Linked DNA regions of Homo sapiens: regions 1 and 2 are each linked to region 3. Evidence: chromatin contacts called from ENCODE Hi-C or POLR2A ChIA-PET data. All regions are on one chromosome and are shown on one strand. Each heading gives the region's core, a stretch centred on a gene start or an enhancer-like site at or near the end of the contact. The rest is flanking DNA. Distances are from core to core; before and after follow the strand shown.

Region 1 (3,429 bases), core at 504-3,003, 95 kb before region 3:
CAGCTCTAGGTAGACAGTCTGTCGTTTCTGCTACCCCAAGAAGAAGTCCCAGAGAAGCCTAGATGTCAAAACCCACTGGACTGACTTGATAGTCATATGGCCATCCTGGAATCCTATAGTCAGGGAGATAACGTGTAGTGATAGGCTGCGCCTAAGTCTCATTCCCACCTCCAAGCCAATCCCCATGGCCTGGGCAAACTCAGGCCCCTGATTGGCTGTGTCTGAGTCTCAGGCTATCCAGGGAGCTAGGGGTGAAGTCAGCTTATCCGAACCACTTGGACTGAGTGTGTTGAGTTTTTGAAAAGTCCCCAGCTCCCAGATTAAAAAAAAAACCAACAAAAACGTAAAGTTACTAGCACCCAGAAGCCTCCCATGCGCCCTTCTAGTCACTCCCCCAAACCTGGGGTAACCCCTATTTCTTTTGCCACCATAGATTTATTAATTCTGCCTGTGTTTGTTTCTTTGTACAGTTGGAATCATGAACACATATTTTTTTTGTGGGCAGCTGCTTTTGCCCAGCTTTATGTGTGTGAGAGTCATCGATACTGTTGTGTGGACTTGTAGACTGCTCATTCTCATTGCTATATAACATTCTGCTCAGAAAGAGTATCACACATTATTTTGCCATTCCCCATTCTGTTGATGTGCATTTGGGAAGTTTCCACTTTGGAGCCATCATGAATAGTGATGCCATAGACACTCTTGCCCGTGTCTTTTGATAAATATACATGTATTTGCATTTCTCTGGGGTGTGTACTTTGGAGCGGAATTGCTGGGTCCTAGGGCATAGGCATGTTCAACTTTAGTAGATATTGTCAAACAGTTTTCCAAAGCAGTTGTACTGGTTTGCGTTCTTGGGGCATTTCTGAAGTCCCTGTACTCACTGGCATCTCTGTCCTGTACATATCAGAGAGCTATGGTTCTGGGCTTCATTCAGGGAAGAGTTAGGGCTGGTTGGCCACTGTGCTAGAGAGAGGTTCTTAGCCCAGAGAGACGGAAGGCACTTCCACTTTCTCCTGTCCTGTCTCACTGGTGACAGGACCTGGCATTTGATGTCCTGTGCAGACCAGTCTGATACTTTCTGTATTAGGAATGAGGTTTTCTGTGAAAGTATTTCCCTACATCCCATTTAGGTAAGGTGTAGTTGAAGACTTCATTTCCAGAGTGCTAAGGGGCAGGAGAGTGAGGGGTGTATTTTCCTGGAACCCAGGCTGTGGGTTGGAGTCCCTGGGAGCTCATGCCTCATGTGCTCATCTTGGGCCTCACCAGACTGAGTGGCCAAAGATACCCCTGACTTTCAAAGCCCATGGTCAAAGCCCATTTCATGTCATAAGTGGATTCTCCAGGATTCCTGACTCTCTCCCAAGTTGTTTTTTTGTTTTGCTTTGTTTTGTTTTGTTTTGTTTTTGAGACAGGGTCTCACTCTATTGCCCAGGCTGGAGTGCAGTGGCACAATCTCAGCTAACTGCAACCTCCACTTCCCTGGCTCAAGCAATCCTCCAGCCTCAGCCTCCCAAGTAGCCGGGACTACAGGCGTGAGCCACCATGACCGGCTAATTTTTGTATTTTGTGTAGAGACAGGGTTTTACCATGTTTCGCAGGCTGGTCACCAATGCCTGAGCTCAAAGTGATCCACTGGCCTCAGCCTCCCAAAGTGCTGGGATTACAGGCGTGAGCCACCACGCCCAGCCGGTCCCCCAAGTTTTGAAACAAAAGGAAGACTTTGGCTTGGCCATTCTCAGCAAGAGGAACCCAAAGTAGGATGTGGTTTTGCAATTGGAGGAAGTGGCGACCAGCAGTGGCAGTGCCTAGAGATGTGCAGCTCTCGCTCCTCAGGGCAGCTGGGGTCCAGCTGACGGTGAGGCCTGGGCCCAGCCGGCGCTGCCACCCAATCAACACCTGCCTTCAACCAAATATTTCTTTTCAACTGTTTTTACAAGTCTTTAAAATCCAAGAGAATGTGATCTTTAAGTAGAGAAGTCTTTGCTTAAAGAATAAAAATCATAAATCATAAAGGCAAAGATTGATAATTTGACCGCATCAACATTAAAAACTTCTACTCACCAGGCTGGGCATGATGGCTCATGCTTGTAATCCCAGCACTTTGGGATACTGAGGCCAGTGGATCACTTGAGCCCAGGAGTTTGGGACCAGTCTCTACTAAAAACATATATTTTTTTAAAGTCTCTATTAAAAATACCAAAAAAAAAAAAAAAAAAGGAAAAAAAAAAGGGTGTAGTGGCATACGCCTGTAGTCCCAGCTACCTGGGAGCCTGAGGTTGGGAGGATCACCTGAGCCTGGGAGGTTGAGGCTGCAGTGAGCTGTGATTGCGCCACTGCACTCCAGCCTGGATGACAGAGTGAGACCCTGTCTCCTAAAACAAAACAAAACAGCAACAACAAAAAACCTTCTACTCACCAAAAAGACACCATAAGCAAAGCAAAAAGATGACTCAGATTAGAAAATATTTCCCGCTCATTCAACCAACAAAGGAATGGAATCTAGAATATATAAAGAAATCCTACAAAGCATTAAAAAAGATTAAGTAACCCCACAGGAAAATGGGCAAAGTTTATAGTAAGTAGGCTATTTGTAGAAAATAAAGGTTTTATGGAAAATCAGGGAAATGCAAATTAAAACGAGATAATTTCATTCACATCAAATTGGCAAAAATGAGTAAATTTGACAATACCAAGTGTTGACCAATATCTGGAGATTGATCTCCATACCACAGTTCTGAGATTGCTGACGGGCACCACCGTCTTGAGGACAGTGTGGTGATATTTAGTAAAGTTAATGGTGTGGTTATACCGATCGTAGGTTATGCCACATGTGTCTCTTGAGCACTTGAAATGTGGACAGTGTGAGGAATGGAATTTTAAAACATTTAATTTAATTTAAAATTGCTGTTGATTCATTTATTGGAATTTTTTTTTTTTTTTTTTTTTTTTGGTAGAGACAGAGTTTTGCCATGTTGCTCAGGCTGGTCTCAAACTCAAGCAATCCACCTGCTTTGGCCTCCCAAAGTGCTGGGATTACAGGCATGAGCCACTGCGACCAGCCTTAAGTGTGTTTAGAACAAACTGGGTCTGGCTAGGAGCTCACACCTGTAATGCCAGCACTTAGAGAGGCCGAGGTGGGAGGATCACTTGAGCCCAGGAGTTCGAGACCAACCTGGGCAACATAGCAAGACCCTGTACCTCAAAAAAAAAAAAAAAAGTTAGCAGGGCATGGTGGCACAAGCCTGTAGTCTCAGCCACTCAGGAGGCTGAGGCTGGAGGATCGCTTGAGCCCAGGAGTTGGAGGGTGCAGTGAGCTATGATTGTGCCACTGTACTCCAGCCTGGGCAACAGAGTAAGACCCTATCTCAACAGAAAAAAACAACAAAAACCTGGGTCTGTGAACCTACTTTTCACCTGTAGATTGGA
Region 2 (3,439 bases), core at 407-2,906, 110 kb before region 3:
CTTACCTGACCACACCTAGAAATGCTGAATGCCAATTTGAGTTAGAAAGAGAATAGCAGAATTCCAGCCAGGTTGGAGGCTAGGATATTGGTGAGCATTTGGGAGAAGCTGAGATTTCATCACAGCAAAAGTGTGATGAAATCACACATCACAAAGTGTCAGGAGAGGGAGAAGTGACTGATGCAGCAAATACTCTTCCATCTTCTAGGGCTCCTTGAAGGGAACAAGGGCTCCAATGAGTGGGAGCAGAGGCTCATTTGGTTTCCTGCCTTATGTTTTGGGATTTAACAAGAGGATTGGCCCTTTTAGTAGCAAGTAGAGGAGCAGGAATCTAATTTCTTGGCTCCATCATAGCTCACCGCAGACTTCTGGGCCAAGCAATCCTTCTCCCTTGGCCTCCTAAGTAGCTAGGACTACAGGCAAATGCCACCATGCCAGGCTAATTTTCTTTTTTTTTTTTTTTTAGTAGAGACGAGGTCTCACTGTTTTGCCCAGGTTGTTCTTAAACTCCTGGCCTTAAATGATCCTCCCACCTCGGCCTCGCAAAGTGCTGAGATTACAGGCGTGAGCCACCGTGCCCGCCTTAATTTACTCTGATTTTTCTTTTCTTTTTAAAATAGAGACGGGGGTCTCACTGTGTGGCCCAGGCTGGTCTTGAACTCCTGGGCTCAAGTGATCCTCCTGCCCTGGCCTCCCAAAGTGCTGGGACTACAGGCGTGAGCCACTGTGCCAGGTCTACTCTGATATTTAACAGTGGTAAAATTCATTTATCCACTAAATGACTTTATTTATACTCTCACTTAATTTCAGAAAGGACTGAAGGTACCTGAGCTGTGAACAAAGAATCAGAGACTGGTTTTTCCTCCATCTCTGCCACTAACTAGTTGTGCCACCTGGGGCAAGTCACTTGGTCTCCTTGTGTCTGTTATCCATGTGTGAGAGCCAATACTTAATATGAGTGCCAGGCACTGTTCTAGAGATTTTCCATGCATCTGTATTCACTCTTTTAATTCTTCTCTACACAATTTATTAAGGTCTCTATCTTTTTAGAGTTTGTCAGGGCAGTTCCAGTTCATCGTGGCAATACAAGAAAGTCACTTTTGGGGGCTTTTGCCATTTCAAAGAATCTTGGATTTTTCTCTGGGCTCCAGAGACACCCGTGCCTGACACCCCCAATTTGAACCCCCAGCGGATCATTGGGTTCCATTGCTGATGGGGACCTTGTGTTTGAGCTTGACTTTCCCTCCATCCATGCTGGAGATAAACGGAAGTCTTCGCGCAGGGGGACGATTGCAGGACGGGGCCGCTAGGGAGGAGGGCTCCCACACGTGGGGAATGGGGGTGGAGGAACCGCTGAAGCTCGTCTGCCCTTTGGAAAATCTCGTTGGTGTCCTAGCCCTGGGATCATTGTACTTACCAGGTTGGGGGGCTCTGCACCCAGAACTCCTCCCAGCCTCTGTCTGCCCGTCCAAGGTCCGGCGTGACTTCCGGTGGCTGATTTCTCATCTTGGGGAAATCCCCGCCCTGGGGGGGTCCGGTGTGGCCTGCAGGGAGCCTGACTCACCCGTCGGCTGAGTCAGGGGGTCCCAGCTGCCCTCGGATGTCTGCTGCACCGCTCCCCTCCCTCAGGCGGGGGACGGCAGGAAGGAGGGAGAGATGGGAGGGCGTGGGGGCGGGGCCGGGGGCGGTCTCCAGCCCCCGGCCCGGGCTCCGCCCTCTCCCGGGATCTGTGAAAGCACAGCCAGGGTGCGGGCGGGTGAGTGCCCACCTGGTGCAGGGTGTGAAGAGCGAGAGCGCGTGTATGAGCACGAGCGTCTGTGGTCTCTGTGTGTCCGTTTACATGATTGCGCCTGTGTCTGTGTGTGCGCATCTGCATGCGTGTCTTTTTGAGTGAATGTCTGTGTGTGACTTCTAGGGACGGCCAGGGAAGAGGAGTGTCCCCTCCCACCCTGGCCCCCCGTCTTCTCATCCTGGACTCCCTCTCTTCTCTCTCCTCCTTGGGGGGTGCTCTGGGCATCCGGGACCCCTGGCAAGGCTGCCGGGTGCTGGGAGGACGCAGAGGCCGCCGAGGGCGGAGGGAAGCGTCAGGCCTGGCTGCGCGCGCCCTGGCTAGGGAGCTCCGAGTCCCGGCCGCCTGGTCCTTTCATTCTGGGCTTCTTCGAGATTCTCGAGGGCTTCCAGCCGGCAGTGTTTTCTCCTTGCCGTCTTCTCAGGCACGAGGAAGGCTCCTGGAGCTCATCTGCCTGGGATGGGCGGCCCTGCCTTGACCTCACGTGCAGCAATTAGGACCACCAAGGAGTGTTCTTCAAACCACCTTCTACCACCCCGCGGGACACGCCAGGGCTGATTCTGGTGCTCGCACCCCGCTTCCTCCTCTGCGTTCCCCTGTGGCAAAGGTTTGTCTTGGGCTGTGGACCCGAAAGAATATTCTAAGGGGAGATGGGCTCTTGCAGAGCAAGAGGGGTATGGTTTCAGCACCAAACTAAACTGGTGCCAGCGCTAGCTCTGCCCAAGAGGCTGTGCAGACAGTGTTTGTGTGAGTACGTGAGGGTGAGAGTCCCTGCCCGCCTAGCTTCGGCTTCCCCACTTACAACCAAGGGAGAACAACATCTATCTTACAGTGTAGATGCCTGGATAAAAACTGGAGCGCCTGGCCGAGCACTTTGGGAGGCTGACGCGGTAGGATGGCTTGAGCCCAGGAGTTCGAGACCAGCGTAGGCAACATAGTTAGACCCCCGCCTCTACAAAAAATTTTAAAAAATTAGCTGAGTGAGGTGGTGCGCACTTGAGGTCTCAGCTACACGGGAGGCTGGGGTGAGAGGATCGATTGAGCCAGAGAGGTAGAGGCTACAGTGAGCTATGATCGCACCACTGCACCCCAGCCAGGGCAACAGAGCAAGACCCTGTCTCAAAAACAAAAACACTGGAGCGCCCAGAGTTTTTTTTAAGTGCGGGACAAGGATTGTCTCGGTGTTGTTACTGCACGCACACCGCCCGTTGTAATGGATAGATGCATTAGTGAAAGTGCTAGGTACACTCATTTATTTTCTAAATCTCACATATAAGGGAACCCCCGATGGAAAGGCCCATCAGCTAGGGAACAGCCAGCAGGCTGGATTTGAGCCCAGAGCCCGGGCTGGCCAATTACTCGAGTGAGTCTGGCTCCGGCTCTGTGACCTGGGTCCAGTACCCCGCCCTTTCTGCGGATGCCTTGCAAAGCGGGGAGCGGAAAGCAGTTTGGTGGACGACCAGCCCTCCCTTGCTTTGCAGGTGGCGCTTTCTATTTATTGATTGTAAGGTGAAACCTAGGCCAGAGCCAGCGTGCGCGCGCCGTCGGGGTCCCGCGGCTGCTCTGGGGCTCAGGGTGCGAACCCCAAGGGCCCCGCCTGGCAGCGTCCTGGGCCTCCGGGCGAGAACAGCGGGGGTCGGGGAGGATTTG
Region 3 (3,222 bases), core at 579-3,078:
AACTCAGAACATTCAGCTAAGTGAAAGAAACCAGACATAAAAGGTCACGTATCACATGATTCCCCCACTTATATGAAATAGCCAAAATAAGTAAATCCATAGAGACAGAAAGCCGATTAGTGGTTGCCAAGTGCTGGGGGCAGAAGGGAGTAGCAAATGCCTGTTTAATGGGCATGAGGTTTTCTTTTGGGATGACGAAAACATTTTGGAACTAGATAGAGGTGGTAGTTGCACAATGCTGAATGTACTAAATGCCACTGGATTGTACATTTTAAAATGTGATGCTGGGGCTTCCAGTTTCCAGTACAGCATGTTAGGAGATTAGAAGTTGCTAATCTGTCCTAATAACAAGTAAAAAAGCCAAAGAAACTGAAAAATCAAGAACTATTCTTAGATCCCTAAGAGAAGTGAGATCACAAGGCAATTGCTGCCCCCCAAAATTGGAGACAGGCTGCGTGTGATGGCTCGCACCTGTAATCCCAGCACACTTTGGGAGGGCGGGGCAGGAGGATCACTTGAGCCCAGGAGTTTGAGCCCATTCTGGCAACAAAGTGAGACCTCATCTCTTACTAAATCAAAATAAATTAGCCAGACATAGTGGTGCACGCCCATGGTCCCAGCTACTCAGGGAGCAGAGATGGGAGGACCACTTGAGCCCAGGAGGTCGAGGATCCAGTGAGCCCTGATCGTGCCACTGAACTCCAGCCTGGGTGACAGAGCAAGACCCTGTCTCAAAAAAGAAAAAAATACATAAATTTTAAAAATTGGAGACACAGGCAAATACACAAGGAATCACAATTTACAGAGCAGAAACCTCCATGGGAACCGGTGCCAGGGTAGGAAAACCTAAGCTGTAATCGACAAACTGCTGGAGTTCAATGTGCAGAACTCTGAGAGTTAAAAATTCCAGGGAGCCGGGCGCGGTGGCTCACGCCTATAATCTCAGCACTTTGGGAGGCAGAGGCGGGTGGATCACGAAGTCAGGAGATCGAGACCATCCTGGCTAACACGGTGAAACCCCGTCTCTACTAAAAATACAAAAAATTAGCTGGGCATGGTGGCGGGCGCCTGTAGTCCCAGCTACTTGGGAGGCTGAGGCAGGAGAATGGTGTGAACCCGGGAGGCAGACTATGCAGTGAGCCGATATCGCGCCACTGCACTCCAGCCTGGGCAACAGAGCAAGACTCCATCTCCCAAAAAAACAAAAAAAAAATGCCAGGCGCGGTGACTCACGCCTGTAATCCCATCACTTTGAGAGGCCGAGGCAGGCAGATCATGAGGTCAAGAGATCCAGACCATCCTGGCCAACATGGTGAAAACCCGTCTCTACTAAAAATACAAAAATTAGCTGGGCGTGCTGGTGGGTGCCTGTAGTCCTAGCTGCTTGGGAGGCTGAGACAGGAGAATCATTTGAACCCGGGAGGCGGAGGTTGCAGTGAGCCAAGATCGTGCCACTGCACTCTAGCCTGGGTGACAGAGCAAGACTCCGTCTCAAAATAAACAAACAAACAAAAAACCACACATAAATGTAACACGTGGATCAACAAAGAAATATCGAGGAGTTTTAAAATGTTTTGAACTAAATGAAAAAGAAAATATAATTTATCAAAATGTGTGGGATGTAGTGAAAGCAGTGCTTAGTGGAAAACTTAAGCATTTAATACATATATTAGAAAAAAAGAAAGAGCTAAAATCAATCATATAAGCTTCAACCTTAGGAAACTAGAAAAAGATCAGCAGATTAAATACAAAGAGAGCAGAAGAAAATGAAATAAAAACTGAAACAAAAATCAATAAAACTGAAAACAGGAACTCAATAGAGAAAACCAACAAAACCAAAAGCTGGTTTTTTGAAAAGATCAATAAAACTGATAAGCCTCTAGCCAGGCTAACTATGAAAAAAAAAGAGAGAAGACACAAATTCCTAGTATCAGAAATGAAAACAGGAACACCGCTATAAGACCCCATGGATTAAAAAGATACATAAAGGGGCTGGGCATGGTGGTTCACGCCTGTAATCCCAGAACTTTGGGAGGCCGAGACAGGAGGATCACGAGGTCAGGAGATCAAGACCATCCTGGCTAATACAGTGAAACCCCGTCTCCACTAGAAAAAAAAAAAAAAAAAAAAAAATTAGCTGGGTGTGGTGGCAGGCGCCTGTAGTCCCAGCTACTCAGGAGGCTGAGGCAGGAGAATGACGTGAACCCAGGAAGCGGACCTTGCAGTGAGCCATGATCGTGCCACTGCACTCCAGCCTGGGCGACAGAGTGAGATTCCATCTCAAAAAAAAAATAAAAATAAAATAAAATAAATAAATAAGAAAAAAAAATACAAAAAAAATTGGCCAGGAGTGTGGTGGCATGCTCCTGTAATCCCAGCTATTCAGGAGGCTGAGGTAGGAGAATAGCTGGAACCTGGGAGGCGGAGGCTGCAGTGAGCCGAGATTGCACCATTGCACTCCAGCCTAGACAACAGAGTGAGACTCAGTCTCAAAAATAAATAAATAAATAAATAAGAGGCTGGGTGCGGTGGCTCACACCTGTAATCCCAGCACTTTGGGAGGCCGAGGCAGATGGATCACCTGAGATCAGGAGTTCGAGACCACCCTGACCAACATGGAGAAACCCCAACTCTACTAAAAATACAAAATTAGCTGGGCATGGTGGCAAGCACCTGTAATCCCAGCTACTTGGGAGGCTGAGGCAGGAGAATCACTTGACCCAGGCGGCGGAGGTTGCAGTAAGCTGAGATCGTGCCATTGCACTCCAGCCTGGGAAACAAGAGCGAAACTCCATCTCAAAAGTAAATAAATAAGAAATATTATGAACAACTCTATGCCTAAAAATTTGATAACCTAGATGAAATTTATCAATTCCCTGGAAGATACAATCTGCCAAAACTCACCCAAGAAAAAGCAAACAATCTAAATAGACCTGTATCTCTTAGAGAAACTAAATCAACAATTAATAACCTTCCAAAACGAAAAGTACCAGACCCAGATGGGTTCACTGGTGAATTGTACCAAACATTTAAGGAAGAAATTACACCAATTCTCTACAGAAGCAAAGGGAATACTTCCTAACTCATTCTGTGAGGTCACCATTATTGTTCGTTTGTTTTTGTTGAGACAGAGTTTCGCTCTTGTTGCCCAGGCTGGAGCGCAGTGGCACGATCTCGGCTCACTGCAACCTCTGCCTTCTGGGTTCAAGTGATTCTCCTGCC

What was found. Hi-C counts contacts between places; a loop is a spot of excess contacts on that map. ChIA-PET counts read pairs that join two places held with the same protein, here RNA polymerase II (POLR2A). Pooled maps may share reads with other maps.
Region 1: a loop to region 3 is called in a pooled map, with 2.1 times the contacts of the local background. The contact joins two enhancer-like sites. A Hi-C loop is called at or near these places in 6 of 50 pooled maps. POLR2A ChIA-PET finds 5 or more read pairs at or near these places in 12 of 52 experiments (AG04450, CD4-positive, alpha-beta T cell, CD4-positive, alpha-beta memory T cell and 8 more).
Region 2: a pooled map shows a loop between it and region 3 (2.6-fold over the local background). The contact joins the promoter of PIK3CD-AS2 here to the enhancer-like site in region 3. A Hi-C loop is called at or near these places in 2 of 50 pooled maps. POLR2A ChIA-PET finds 5 or more read pairs at or near these places in 5 of 52 experiments (AG04450, GM10248, HEK293 and 2 more).

Annotation. Positions count from the first base shown.
Region 1 is chr1:9,703,123-9,706,551 of GRCh38, forward strand. The region is part of intron 2 of PIK3CD (phosphatidylinositol-4,5-bisphosphate 3-kinase catalytic subunit delta); the gene reads left to right. Among named protein-coding and RNA genes, the nearest start is that of PIK3CD-AS2, 17 kb to the left of the region's middle. Within about 2 kb of position 1,754, at least 6 of the 41 ENCODE cell types and tissues checked have a DNase peak (open chromatin) inside an H3K27ac peak, as active enhancers do; they include CD4-positive, alpha-beta T cell, where a contact is called at or near this core.
Region 2 is chr1:9,685,918-9,689,356 of GRCh38, forward strand. It overlaps PIK3CD-AS2 (PIK3CD antisense RNA 2), which reads right to left and starts at 1,657. Exons shown (of 2, transcript NR_126367.1): 1 at 1,418-1,657. The region is part of intron 1 of PIK3CD (phosphatidylinositol-4,5-bisphosphate 3-kinase catalytic subunit delta); the gene reads left to right. RefSeq lists an enhancer at 1,412-1,581 and silencers at 1,632-1,771, 2,097-2,291, 3,298-3,439.
Region 3 is chr1:9,798,448-9,801,669 of GRCh38, forward strand. All of the region lies in intron 1 of CLSTN1 (calsyntenin 1), which reads right to left. Among named protein-coding and RNA genes, the nearest start is that of CLSTN1, 24 kb to the right of the region's middle. Within about 2 kb of position 1,829, at least 4 of the 41 ENCODE cell types and tissues checked have a DNase peak (open chromatin) inside an H3K27ac peak, as active enhancers do; they include CD4-positive, alpha-beta T cell, where a contact is called at or near this core.